3 separate regions of the Homo sapiens genome follow, and regions 1 and 3 are each linked to region 2. Evidence: read pairs that join two places in POLR2A ChIA-PET (ENCODE). Cell type or tissue: GM12878. All regions are shown on one strand. Region 1 overlaps LCOR (ligand dependent nuclear receptor corepressor). Region 2 has its middle 28 kb from the start of PIK3AP1. Region 3 overlaps LCOR (ligand dependent nuclear receptor corepressor).

Evidence for each region. Peaks named below come from ENCODE experiments on the same cell type or tissue, not always from the same donor. Only the 100,000 strongest peaks of a DNase experiment are listed, where the experiment ranks them.
Region 1: POLR2A ChIA-PET joins it to region 2 with 6 read pairs; 2 of 35 experiments call an interaction of 5 or more read pairs at or near these places.
Region 3: POLR2A ChIA-PET joins it to region 2 with 5 read pairs; 2 of 35 experiments call an interaction of 5 or more read pairs at or near these places.

Annotation. Positions count from the first base shown.
Region 1 is chr10:96,920,635-96,924,634 of GRCh38, reverse strand. The region is part of intron 4 of LCOR (ligand dependent nuclear receptor corepressor); the gene reads right to left. Among named protein-coding and RNA genes, the nearest start is that of LCOR, 90 kb to the right of the region's middle. In GM12878, no CTCF peak of the experiment used is centred here; no DNase peak of the experiment used is centred here.
Region 2 is chr10:96,746,630-96,750,629 of GRCh38, reverse strand. It overlaps the pseudogene RPL13AP5. Among named protein-coding and RNA genes, the nearest start is that of PIK3AP1, 28 kb to the right of the region's middle. In GM12878, no CTCF peak of the experiment used is centred here; a DNase peak (open chromatin) is centred at 2,399; H3K4me3 peaks cover 885 bases; H3K27ac peaks cover 1,378 bases.
Region 3 is chr10:96,848,837-96,852,836 of GRCh38, reverse strand. The region is part of intron 2 of LCOR (ligand dependent nuclear receptor corepressor); the gene reads right to left. Among named protein-coding and RNA genes, the nearest start is that of LCOR, 19 kb to the right of the region's middle. In GM12878, no CTCF peak of the experiment used is centred here; no DNase peak of the experiment used is centred here.

The sequences.
Region 1 (4,000 bases), 170 kb before region 2:
AATCTCGGTGAAGGGTATATAGGTATTTTTGTACTAGTCCTGCAACTTTTCTGTAAGTGTGAAATTACTTCAAAATAAAAAATTTTTTAATGTGGCTGGGCGCAGTAGCTCACATCTATAATCCCAGCACTTTGGGAGGCTGAGGCGGGTGGATCACTTGAACTCAGGACTTTGAGACCAGCCTGGGCAACATGGCAAAACCCCATCTCTACAAAAAATACAAAAAACAAACAAACAAACAAACAAACAAACAAACAAAAACAAATTGGCTGGGCGTAGAGGCACACGCCTGCAGTCCCAGCTACTTGTGGGGCTGAGGCTGGAGGATGACTTGAGCCCAGGAGGTTGAAGCTGCAGCGAGCCGAGATCACGTCACTGCACTCCAGCCTGGGTAACAAAGTGAAACTGTCTCAAAATAAAAGTAAGGTGGACAAAGATGGAGCCCTACTTTTCTCCCACAAGCCAGTTTCCTTTGTTTCTCCTCCACCTTCTCCTCCATAATCCCAGCCGTCCTGCCATTAACTTATATTTGCTTGTGGTACAGGTACTGGTACCTGATTTGAGGATGAAGAGAAAGAGAATAAAAGCAGCATATGGAAGTGAATGACTTTCAGACTTCTCTTAATATCTCGAGAACCTGGTGAAGATATTAAAAACAGAGTACACAATTTTCTGTCAAGGGCCGGAGAGTAAATATTTTAGGTTTTACAGGCCAGATAGAGTCTCTGTTGCTTACTCTGAGTTGCTTACAACTCTTTAGCTTGTGGGTATTATAAAAACAGCCTGTGGGCTAGATTTAGTGACAAGTCTTAGTTTGCTGACCCCTGATAAAGAGAACTGTTAAGATTCCTCCAAGAACTGTAACAGAAATAGCTCCAATGGTCCCTGAAATAGCAAAGATATCACTGAATAAACAAAGCTACAAAATTATGTCAGCATGGAATCTAGTCCTTAAGGCAATAAATAGTTAATATGGTTAAATTTTTAACAATAAAGATGAACATTTCCGAAAGTTTCTTTTGTAGCTCTAATATCTGTCACCTTGTGAGTTTAGATGTGTTTTGGGTGATAAGATTAAAGGAGGAGGATGCTTACTTACATAGTGTTACTTATTTTCTATTTGAGAGGTAAGACCTCAAGAGAGGAAACAGAGGATACAATGCAGTTTCAATAGGAAAGGGTAGGATGGCCTAGACTGCAGAAGTGTGACAATAGGATGACATTTTAATGCCACCCCTGTCTAAACTCAGTGCTTGGATTCTCCAAATTTAGGTAATATTGTTTTAAATTCATACTATAGGATAGAGAAAATTTGGGAATTAAAAGCGTGTGAACACATGCAGGTTTTGTAATAATTATGTTAGCAAAGACTCCCCGAATAGACAGATCATGGGCCTACAGCTACAGCCATATCTGCTACTGACATTTCAAGCAATGAGCTAAAAAGAGCTGACATGATGCAACTCATTGATTTAAATGCCACTTTCCTACATCTTATTACTTTAAATGCCAACAAGTCTTAGGGGAAATGTCTCCACCATTTAAATGTCCATACACTTTAAGGTCAATTATCTAACAGAAAACCTTACTTTGCTTAAATTATTGCTTTTTACATAAAGTATGAATTGTGCTTAATATAATCTTTGCCATATGTCAACGTTACCACTGACTGTTAAGCAGACTATCAAGTTAATGAATAGAAAACCAAAAAGTTTGACACTAGACACACTTGAAGAGTTAAATACGGCATTCAAAATGTACAAACCTACCACAAATGACTCTTGTCAATATATATATTACTGCTCATAGAAATTAAGCCTAAAGGGTAAGCAGCAAATGGCTATTATTACTATTACACTAGTTAATTGACCAGTATCTATAATCAGCATTTGCTGTTGATAGTTTTATCCATTATACATGTATAGTTTTTAACAACATTAAACGAAAAAAGCAAACCACCCCCACAGACAATAGCAAGCATTTCTTTATGCCTCTATTGGTTGGAAATTCAAAGTTTATACTACTCCCAATATTCATGCTCAGCCCAATCTCAATCAGAAGGTTCCCTGAATTTCAATCTGCTCTTCATAATGACTTTGGCTAAGACTATTACAAATGCAAGAATATCCAACTGCATATTTGAGGCAATCGCATTATAAAGCCTGGTTGAGAGTAATTTTGCCATTTTCTAAATTCCTATAGGACTTTCTACTATTCTGACAGCAATAGTCATTAACTTGTGTATTTACTTCTATTTTTAATCTCCTCCAACAGACTGTAAATTCCTTGAAAATAATATCTGTGGCCAAAACTTCTTTCTTTCACTTATAGCATCTTTATTGATCCCACAGTGGCTGGTCCTTCTGATGTAGGAAGAACGAAATATATAGTTGTTGATTTTAAATTTAGAAAAAAAAAACTTAGGAAATTTTATTTTTAAAAATATATAAGAAATAAAAAGGCAAAGACTTAATATTGCCAGCTGATACAATCCAAAATGATCTACACATTTAATGCAATCCTTATCAAAATCCCAATGGCATTTCTGGCAGAAAAAACATCCACCCTGAAGTTTCAAGAGATCCCAAATTGCCAAAACAATATTGAAAAAGAAAAACATTCTGGGTTTGACACCTCCTGATTTCAAAACTTATTACAAAGCTACAGTAATCCCTCCCAGAATGTGGTGCTAGTAGACATTCAGACAGACACATAGACTAATGAAACAGAAATAGATAGTCCAGAAATAAACGCTCAGATGTGGTCAGATGATTTCCTACAAGGGTACCAACACGATTCAATGGGAGAAACAATTCTTCTCAGCAACTGGTGTTGGGAAATGTGGTCATCCACATGCTGCTAATGAAGCTGGGCTGGGGGCCGTGGCTTACACCAGTAATCCTCGCTCTTTGGGAGGCCAAGGCAGGTGGATCACTTGAGGCCAGGAGTTTGAGACCAGCCTGGCCAACATGGTAAAACCCCATCGCTACTAAAAATACAAAAAAATTAGCCAGGTGTGATGGCATGCATCTGTAATCCCAGCTACTCTTATGGCTGAAGCACAAGAATCGCTTGGATCCAGGATGCGGAGGTTGTGGTGAGCCAAGATTGTGCCACTGTACTCCAGCCTGGGAGATAGAGCGAAACTCCGTCTCCAAAAAATAAAAATTAAAATTAAATAAAGAATGAAGCTGGATCCTTGCCGTACACCGTATATAAAAATTTACTCAAAATAGATTGAAGACCTAATTGTAAGAGCTAAAACTATAAAACTTTTAGAAGAAAACAGGGTTCGGAAAGCTTCACGACACTGGATCTGGCAATGATTTTCTGTATACAACTCCAAAAGAACAGACAACAAAAGTAAAAATAGATAAATTGAATTAAATCAAATTTTTAAATTTTGTGCATCAAAGGACACAACAGAGTGAAAAAATAAATTATAAAATGGGAGATAATTTGCAAATTATATATCTGATATGGGGTTAATATTAAGAACATATAGGCTGGGGGTGGTGGCTCACACCTGTAATCCCAGCACTTTGGGAGGCCAAGGAGGAAGGACAGCATGAGCCTAGGAGTTCTAGGATTCTAAGAGTTCTTGAGTCTAGGAGTTCAAGACCAGCCTGGGCAACATGACAAGGCCCCATCTCCACAAAAAATTTAAAAATTAGCCAGGTGTGGTGGCAAGTGCCTGTGGTCTCAGCTGCTTGGGAGGCTGAGGCAGGAGGATTACATGTGCCCGGGAGGTCACGGCTGCAGCAAGCAGTGTTTGCACCATTGTACTCCAGCCTGGGCAACAGAGTAACATCCTGTCTCCCGCCCACCACCCCCCCACCGCGCGTGTGTGTGTGTGTGTGTGTGTGTGTGTGTGTGTGTGTGTATACATATATACACATATATATGAACATATATACATATATACACACATATATGAACATATATACACATATATGAATATATACATATATACATATATACACATATATACACATATATG
Region 2 (4,000 bases):
CTTGTCGTAGGGCGGTGGGATGCCGTCAAACACCTTGAGACGGTCCAGAGCGGCCTGGCCTCGCTTGGTCTTGTGGGGCAGCATACCTCGCACGGTCCGCCAGAAGATGCGGCTGGGGGCCCGGAAGTGGTAGGGGACTCGGGAAGGGTTGGTGTTCATCCGCTTGCGGAGGAAAGCCAGGTACTTCAACTTGTTTCTGTAGAAATTGCCAGAAATGTTGATGCCTTCACAGCGTACAACCACCACCTTCCGGCCCAGCAGTACCTGTTTAGCCACGATGGCCGCCAGGCGGCCCAGGAGATGGCCTCGACCATCAAGCACCAGGACCTGCACCTCCGCCATCTTCGGCAGCCGCTTGGGAAAGCTCTTTTTTTTTTTTTAATAGAGAGAGTGTTTCACCATGTTGCCCAGGCTGGTCTTGAACCCTGAGCTCAAACAATCCTCCCGCCTCAGCCCCTCAAAGTGCTGGGATTACAGGTGTGAGCCACCGTGCCAGGTCTACCTCATACTTTTTTTTTTTTTTTGAGATGGAGTGTCATCCTGTCACCCAGGCCGTAGTGCAATGGTGCAATCTTGGCTCACTGCAACCTCCGCCTCCCTGGTTCAAGAGATTCTCCTGCCTCGGCCTCCCAAATAGCTGGGATTATAGGTGCCTGCAACCACGTCCGGCTACTTTTTGTATTTTTAGTAGAGACCAGGTCCATGTTGGCCAGGCAGGTCTCGAACTCCTGACCTCAAGCTATTCGCCCGCCTCGGCCTCCCAAAGTGCTGGGATTATAGGGATGAGCTGCTGCACCTGGCCTCATCCATGTTTTGTGTACATCAATAGTGCATCCTTTTTATTACTGATTAGTTAGTATTCCATTGTAAGAATGTTTTTATTTTTAATTTTTATTTTATTTATTTATTTATTGAGACAGAGGCTCACTCTATTACATAGGTGGAGTGCAGTGACACAATCTTGGCTTACTGCAGCTTCTGCCTCCCAGGTTCAAGCAATTCTCATGCCTCAGCCTCCCGAGTAGCTGGGATTACAGGTGCACACCACCAAGCCTGCTAATTTTCAGTAGAGACGGGGTTTTGCCATGTTGGCCAGGCTGGTCTTGAACTCCTGATCTCAAGTGATCCGCCCGCCTTGGCCTCCCAAAGTGTTGGGATTACAGGCGTGAGCCACTGCACCCAGCCTGTTGTAAGAATATATCAGTTTTTTAATCTGATGAACATTTGGGTTGTTTCCAGCCTGAGCTATTATGAATAAGGCTGCTGTGAACATTCATGTATAAGTCATTGTGTGAATACAGGTTTTCATTTATCTAGGAGTGGACTGGCTGGCTCGTGTGTTGTTTATTTAACTTTATAAGAAACTTACCAAACTAATTTTCAAAATGGTTGTACCATTTTGCATCTCTACCTGTAGTGTGGATTAAGGCCTAACTTCTGCTTTCACAAAGGTCATCATCCCCAGAATAGAGCCCGGTCCACCTCTCCCAATCTTTTCTTTCTTTGTTTTCTTCTCTTTGCCTTTCTTTTTTTCTTTCTTTTCTTTTTTTTTTTTTTTTTCTGAGATAGCATCTTGCTCTGTCACCCAGGCTGCAGTGCAGTGGTATGATCAGAGTTCACTGCAGCCTGAACCTCCCAGGTGCAAGTCATCTTCCTGCCTCCACCTCTCAAGTAGCTGGGACCACAGGTGAATGCCACCATGCCCAGCTTATATTTATTTATTTATTTGAGACAGAGTCTCTCTCTGTCACCTAGGCTGGAGTGCAGTGGTATGATCTCAGCTCACTGCAACCTCTGCCTCCCGGGTTCAAGTGATTGTCATGCCTCTGCCTTCTAAGTAGCTGAGATTACAAGTGTGCGCCACCACGCCCAGCTAATTTTTGTATTTTTAGTAGAGACGGGTTTTCATCATATTGGTCAGTCTGGTCTTGAACTCCTGACCTCAAATGATCTGCCCGCATTGGCCTCCCAAAGTGCGGGAATTACAGGTGGGAGCCACTGCGCCTGGCTCCAGCTAATTTATTTTTATTTTCTGTAAAGACAGAGTCTTGCTATGTTTTCCAGGCGAATCTTTGCTTTTCTATGAATGAGTGGGTGCCTAAGTTTGAGAGAAGGAAGTGGGGGTGAGGGGTGGGGTTGTCCATAGAGTATGCTGAGTTTTACGGCAGCCCCGTCTGTGGGCATTTCCTGGGCAGGGCAGTGGCATCTGACCCTTTCAGACCATGGGGCAACAGCTCCAAATTCTCACCTTGGTGGTTGATTCATCAAGTACTGAACAAAGGAAAATACTAAAAGATTATTGAAAGGGGAAGTGGCTAGAATGGGCCCATTGTCACGTGTGTGAATGACTCTTTGTGCTTGTCTTTTACCAGATGGGAATCCTTATCTGCTTTCTGTTTTCGATATTTGTCAGAGAAATGTGTCTAGGGCTTCATCCTTTCCCTTCCCATAACCTTTTACCTCAGGTTGCAGCCAAAGAGGAAGCAGAAGTTCTGCTGTCAAAAGGGGAAGAAGAAAAGGTAATGGTGACTCTCCCCAGACAATAAAAACTCACATAAAACTGGTTTAAAAGTAACACAGCCTAGTGAAGCCAGACTCACCGACAGAGCCTGGGTCTTCAGCAGTTAGACAAGTTGGCCAGGAGCACACCAGGGCAGTTGGGAGCAGGGAGAGCAGACAGCCCTTTACTGCCATCCCCTTCAAAGATGCCCAAGGACATGCCCAGCCCAGGCTGGTCCACTGACAGCAGTGGGGATGGAAAGGCCCATGGCTTTCTGAGGGTTCATTTACCTCCCAGGCTGTCTGAGCATCTGGACTTTTCCCTCTGTCCTTCCTTCCACAGGCAGCGCTTCCAGGAGCACTCCCTGGTAAGCATGCATCGCACACACATAATTGCTTTTTTTTGTTTGAGAGAGGGTCTCACTTGGTTGCCTGCGCTGGAGTGCAGTGGTGTGATCACGGCTCACTGCAGCCTCGACCTCCTGGGCTCAAGCAATCCTTCCACCTCAGCCTCCCGAATAGCTAGGACTACAGGTATGTACCACCATACCCAGCTAATTTTTCTATTTTTTTTTTTTAAAGATGGAATTTCGCTCTTGTTGCCCAGGCTGGAGTGCAGTGGTCCAATCTCCGCTCACTGCAACCTCTGCCTCCCAGGTTCAACCAATTCTGCCTCAGCCTCCTGAGTAGCTGGGATTACAGGCATCCACCACCACATCCAGCTAATTTTTGTATTTTTGTATTTTTTTAAGTAGAGATGGGGTTTCATCATGTTGGCCAGGCTGGTCTCGAACTTCTGACCTCAGGTGATCCACCTGCCTTGGCCTCCCAAAGTGCAGGGATTACAGGTGTGAGCCACTGCACCAGGCCAATTTTTGTATTTTTTGTGGAGATGGGGTTTTGCCATGTTGCCCAGGCTGGTCTCGAACTTCTGGGCTTAAGTGATCTGCCCGCCTTGGCCTCCCAAAGTGCTGGGATTACAGGTGTGAGCCACCATGTCCAGCCGTGCACACTTAATTCCTTCTCAGAGTTTGCTTCCTGGGGAGCACAACTGGGACAATTACTTAGGGAAAAAAGTAAGCAGTGAACTTCTATGATCCTATTTGTGTGACGAATATATATATACTTCCAAATGCGTAGAAAATTTGTGGAACCACACAAAAGGTGCTGTTAACAATAGCCACCTTCAAGGATGAGGTCTGGGATCTTTTGGGATGGGGAAGGTGTGGCTTTATACTCTTTACCATAAACATGAATTACTTTTTCTTTTATCATTAAAAAAGCCTTTTACTTCTGAAGAGGCATGCAGTCGAAATATGAATAGTTGTCATAGCTGCTGTTTGTGAAACACGTTCTACATACCATCTATTTCAGCACGCATTCCCTAGTCCTCACAGTGATGCAAAGAGGTGGATGCCTGATTACACCATTTTGCAGATAAGGACACTGAGTGTCAGAGATGCCAAGTGACTGGTCCAGGAGCATTGGTTACCAGGCAGAG
Region 3 (4,000 bases), 100 kb before region 2:
TATAAACAATGATACAAAAATAGAGGCAAAATAGTCACTAAAAAAAGACTTACTGACTATATTTCATCATGGAACTCTCCTTCTAGTTAATTTCACTCCCTTAACTATCACCACCACCATTGCTTCTACTTCTACCATTGCTTCTACTTCATGGAGCTCTATCTCCATGGGCTTCTGAAGAAGCCTGTTTCCCTAGAATAAAATAGATATACAGGTTGAGTATCCCTTATCCAAAATACTTCAGACCAGAAGTGTTTCAGGTTTAGGATTTTGTTCAGATTTTATAATATTTGCATATACATAATGAGATATCTTGGGGATGGCACACAAGTCTAAACACAAGATTCATTTACGTTTCATATGTGCCTTATACACATAGCCTAAAGATAATTTGTCGGTTTTTGTTGTTGTTTTTTGAGATAGGGTCTCACTCTGCCACCCAGGCTGGAGAGCAGTGGTGCATCTCAGCTCACTGCAACCTCCGCCTCCTGGGCTCAAGCAATCCTCCCACCTCAGTCTCCCAAACAGCTGGGACTACAGGCATGCGCCACCAGACTGGGCTAATTTCTTTTAAAAATTTTTTGTAGAGACAAAGTCTCACTATGTTTCCCACACTGGTCTCAAATTCCTGGGCTCAAGCGATCCTCCCACCTGAGCCTCCCAAAGTGCTGGGATTACAGGCATGACCCAATGTGTTTGGCCTAACCTAAAGGTAATTTTATACAATATTTTTTAAATTTTGTGAATGAAACAAAGTTTGTATACATTGAAGCATCAGAAACCAAGATGTCACCTTCTCAGCCACCCATGTGGACAATGTATGATTGTGTGGCATTAGCATCATTCCTGACTCTCAATTTATATGCTACCAATAAGCAACCTTATTCTTACACTTATTCACACATAAGGACTTAACATTAAAAAATATGACATACCATTAATACGTGAGAAAATAATGTGTTTGGGGTAACTAAGAGCACAGGAGCATCACCAGAATACCTGAATCAACTGTTAAACAACAACAACGTCAGGCTTTCAGTCTCCATCTACAATGCTATGTTCTCACTGAAAAATTACTGAACACTGTATTTATTTTGGGGGGTGAAAAGAAACATCAGAAGCAGTTGAGAGACCCAGAAGTGGATCCTCTAAGAATGTGGAGGAATTCTTCTGGATGGCTTTTTTAAAATGTTTGCTCCAGAGTCATCTGCCTCATTCACAACATTTTCTGTCTTAGAAGTCTTTCTTCAATTTCATAAACTGACATGATTTCACCATGTTCTCTCTCTGATTTTAAACACTGACATGATTTTACCACGTCATCCACAGGCACTTTTTCGGCAGTGTTAACATCACCATCTTCATCGTCACTATAATCACAATCATCTTGATTCATGGCATCCTTCATGCTAAAACTTCGTTTGAAAAGCTTCCACACCCACATCTCTGTTCACTGCTGCTAGTGTGCTGCTGAAGAACGTGTTTAATCTTATTTTATTTACTCTTCATTCATCTAAGGATACCCTGGTTACACGGTTGAATTAAGTCACATTTGGGGAAAAGTACATGGCATAAACATTTCTGATGAGAATTTCAGCTGGAGGATGACAACAGTTATCAAGGAATAAAGAATCCTGCAGTCATCATCCAGTCCAGCTTCCCTGCAGTAAGCATGAGCAGTAGTACAGAATGCTTGTGAAACCAATCAGAAAAGATGTCCCTCGTGATCCACGCCTTTCTGTTAGCGTAATAATGGACTGGTAAGAAATTCACTCCTTGAAAACAGCAAAGATACAAGCTTTTGCCTATTACATCAAGTTTACTCTTATGCATGCCTGCTGCATTATTAGCACATTCCAGAACAGTTATTCTGTCCTTGGCATCCTTACTGCCTACAGGGGCCTTTGCATCAGCTGTAGTCAGTATCTTTCTGGAGCAATAATGCCAGAACAGTGATGTTTCATCAGCATTACAGGCTTGTTCTGGCATCAGATTGTCATCAGTGATGACCCTAGAAAATCTGTCAATAAATTTCTCTGCTGCTCCATGATCAGCAGATGGTTCAACACAAATCTTTTAAAATTTAGTAAGCCCAGCACAGTCGCTCATGCCTGTAATCCCAGCACTTTGGGAGACAGGTGAGAGGACTGCTTGAGCTCAAGGGTTTGAGAACAGCCTGGGCAACATAGCAAGACCTGGTGGCATGTACCTGTAGTCCCATACTCAGGAGGCTGAGGTGAGAGGATCACTTGAGCTCAGGAGATCAAGGCTGCAGTGACCTATCATCACACCATGCACTCCAGCCTGGGTGACAGAGATGCTGTCTCAAAAAAATAAATAAATAAAAAATAATAATTTAATGCCATATCTCTTCTTAAATTTCTGCAACCAGCCTGTTGAACATTCACAGTTCACTTCAATTTTCAGTTCATCATGCTTGATCTTTCTTTTTAAATATGGGGTCTCACTATGTTGTCCAGACCAGTACTGAACTCTTGGGCTCACATGATCCTCCCACCTCAGCCTCCCAAAGTGCGAAGATTACAGGCGTGAGCCACTGCGCCCGGCCTTGATCTTTCCGCTTCATGACAAGCATACCAGTAAGTGGCATGTGTTCACTGTGATGCTGATGGATCTACTCTTTCAAGATCTAATCAAGGTCATTTTCAGCTTCATGCAGTGCTTTTCTATTTTTTACTAACTTCTGCCCATCACTTTCAACCTAGAACTTTAATAATTTATCCTACTGTATTTTTCAGGTCATATATACAGTGGTCATTCCAACAACATACTCTTCTGTAAGACATTTCAGACATCACTGTCAGTTTTTCCAACAGCTTGACTTTCTTTGCTAGTAATGCTTTCCCTTTTTCTTATTTGTTTTACCCACAGGGATATCTGCAGGACTTTCTGACAATTCCAACAATATCTTCACGTCAGAGAGCAGAGAATAAGCAAAAAAAAAAAAAAAAAAAAAAGTGAGTGACACACAGAGGTCTTGGTCCCATCATGGGGCATCATGGGGATCCTGCCACTGACACATCTGGTCTGCACACATGCCATCTTATTACGCTTTGAGGGCACACTTGCTTGGGGCAATCTGGGCATATATAGAAAAGATGTATCTCAGCTGAAAAGCACCGGGAGGATGTTTTTTCCCTTTGGGGACACTGAATAAACTGTATGTTGTGCACCTGCATTTTGACTCCAACCCATCACATAAGGTCGAGTGTAATTATCCACTTATGGTGTTACTTCGGTGTTCAAAAAGTTTCAGATTTTGGAGCGTTTCAAATTTGGGATTTTCAGATTAAAGACGCTCAACCTGGCTGGGCGTGGTGGCTCGCGGCTGCAATCACAGCACTTCGGGAGGCCGAGGCGGGCCAATCACCTGAGGTCAGGAGTTCAAGACCAGCCTGGGTGACATGGCAAAAACCCTGTCTCTACTAAAAATACAAAAATTAGGCCGGACGCAGTGGCTCACGCCTGTAATCCCAGCATTTTGGGAAGCCAAGGTGGGTGGATCACGAGATCAGGAGATCGAGACCATCCTGGCTAACACAGTGAAACCCTGTCTCTACTAAAAATACAAAAATTAGCCAGGTGTGGTGGTGCACACCTGTAAGTCCCAGCTGCTAAGGAGGCTGAGGCAGGAGAATCACTTGAAGCCAGGAAACGGAGGTTGCAGTAAGCTGAGATTGTGCCACTGCACTCCAGCCTCGGCTATAGAGGGAGACTCCGTCTCAAAAAAAAAAAAAAAAAAAAAAAAAAAAAAGACAATTAGCCAGGTGACAGAGAGGATCTGTCTCAAAAAAAAAAAAAAAACATTTTCAACTCATATACACTTATTTTTAAAAATTAATTCAGTTTCTTGATAGTTTCAAAAACATAGATCTATTTATTTTATATGCACAAAAACAAGGAAAAAGTATAAAGAAAAGATAGAAATATATTAAATGAGGAAGAAAGGTGAATGAAAAACTGTTATCATCCAAAAAAG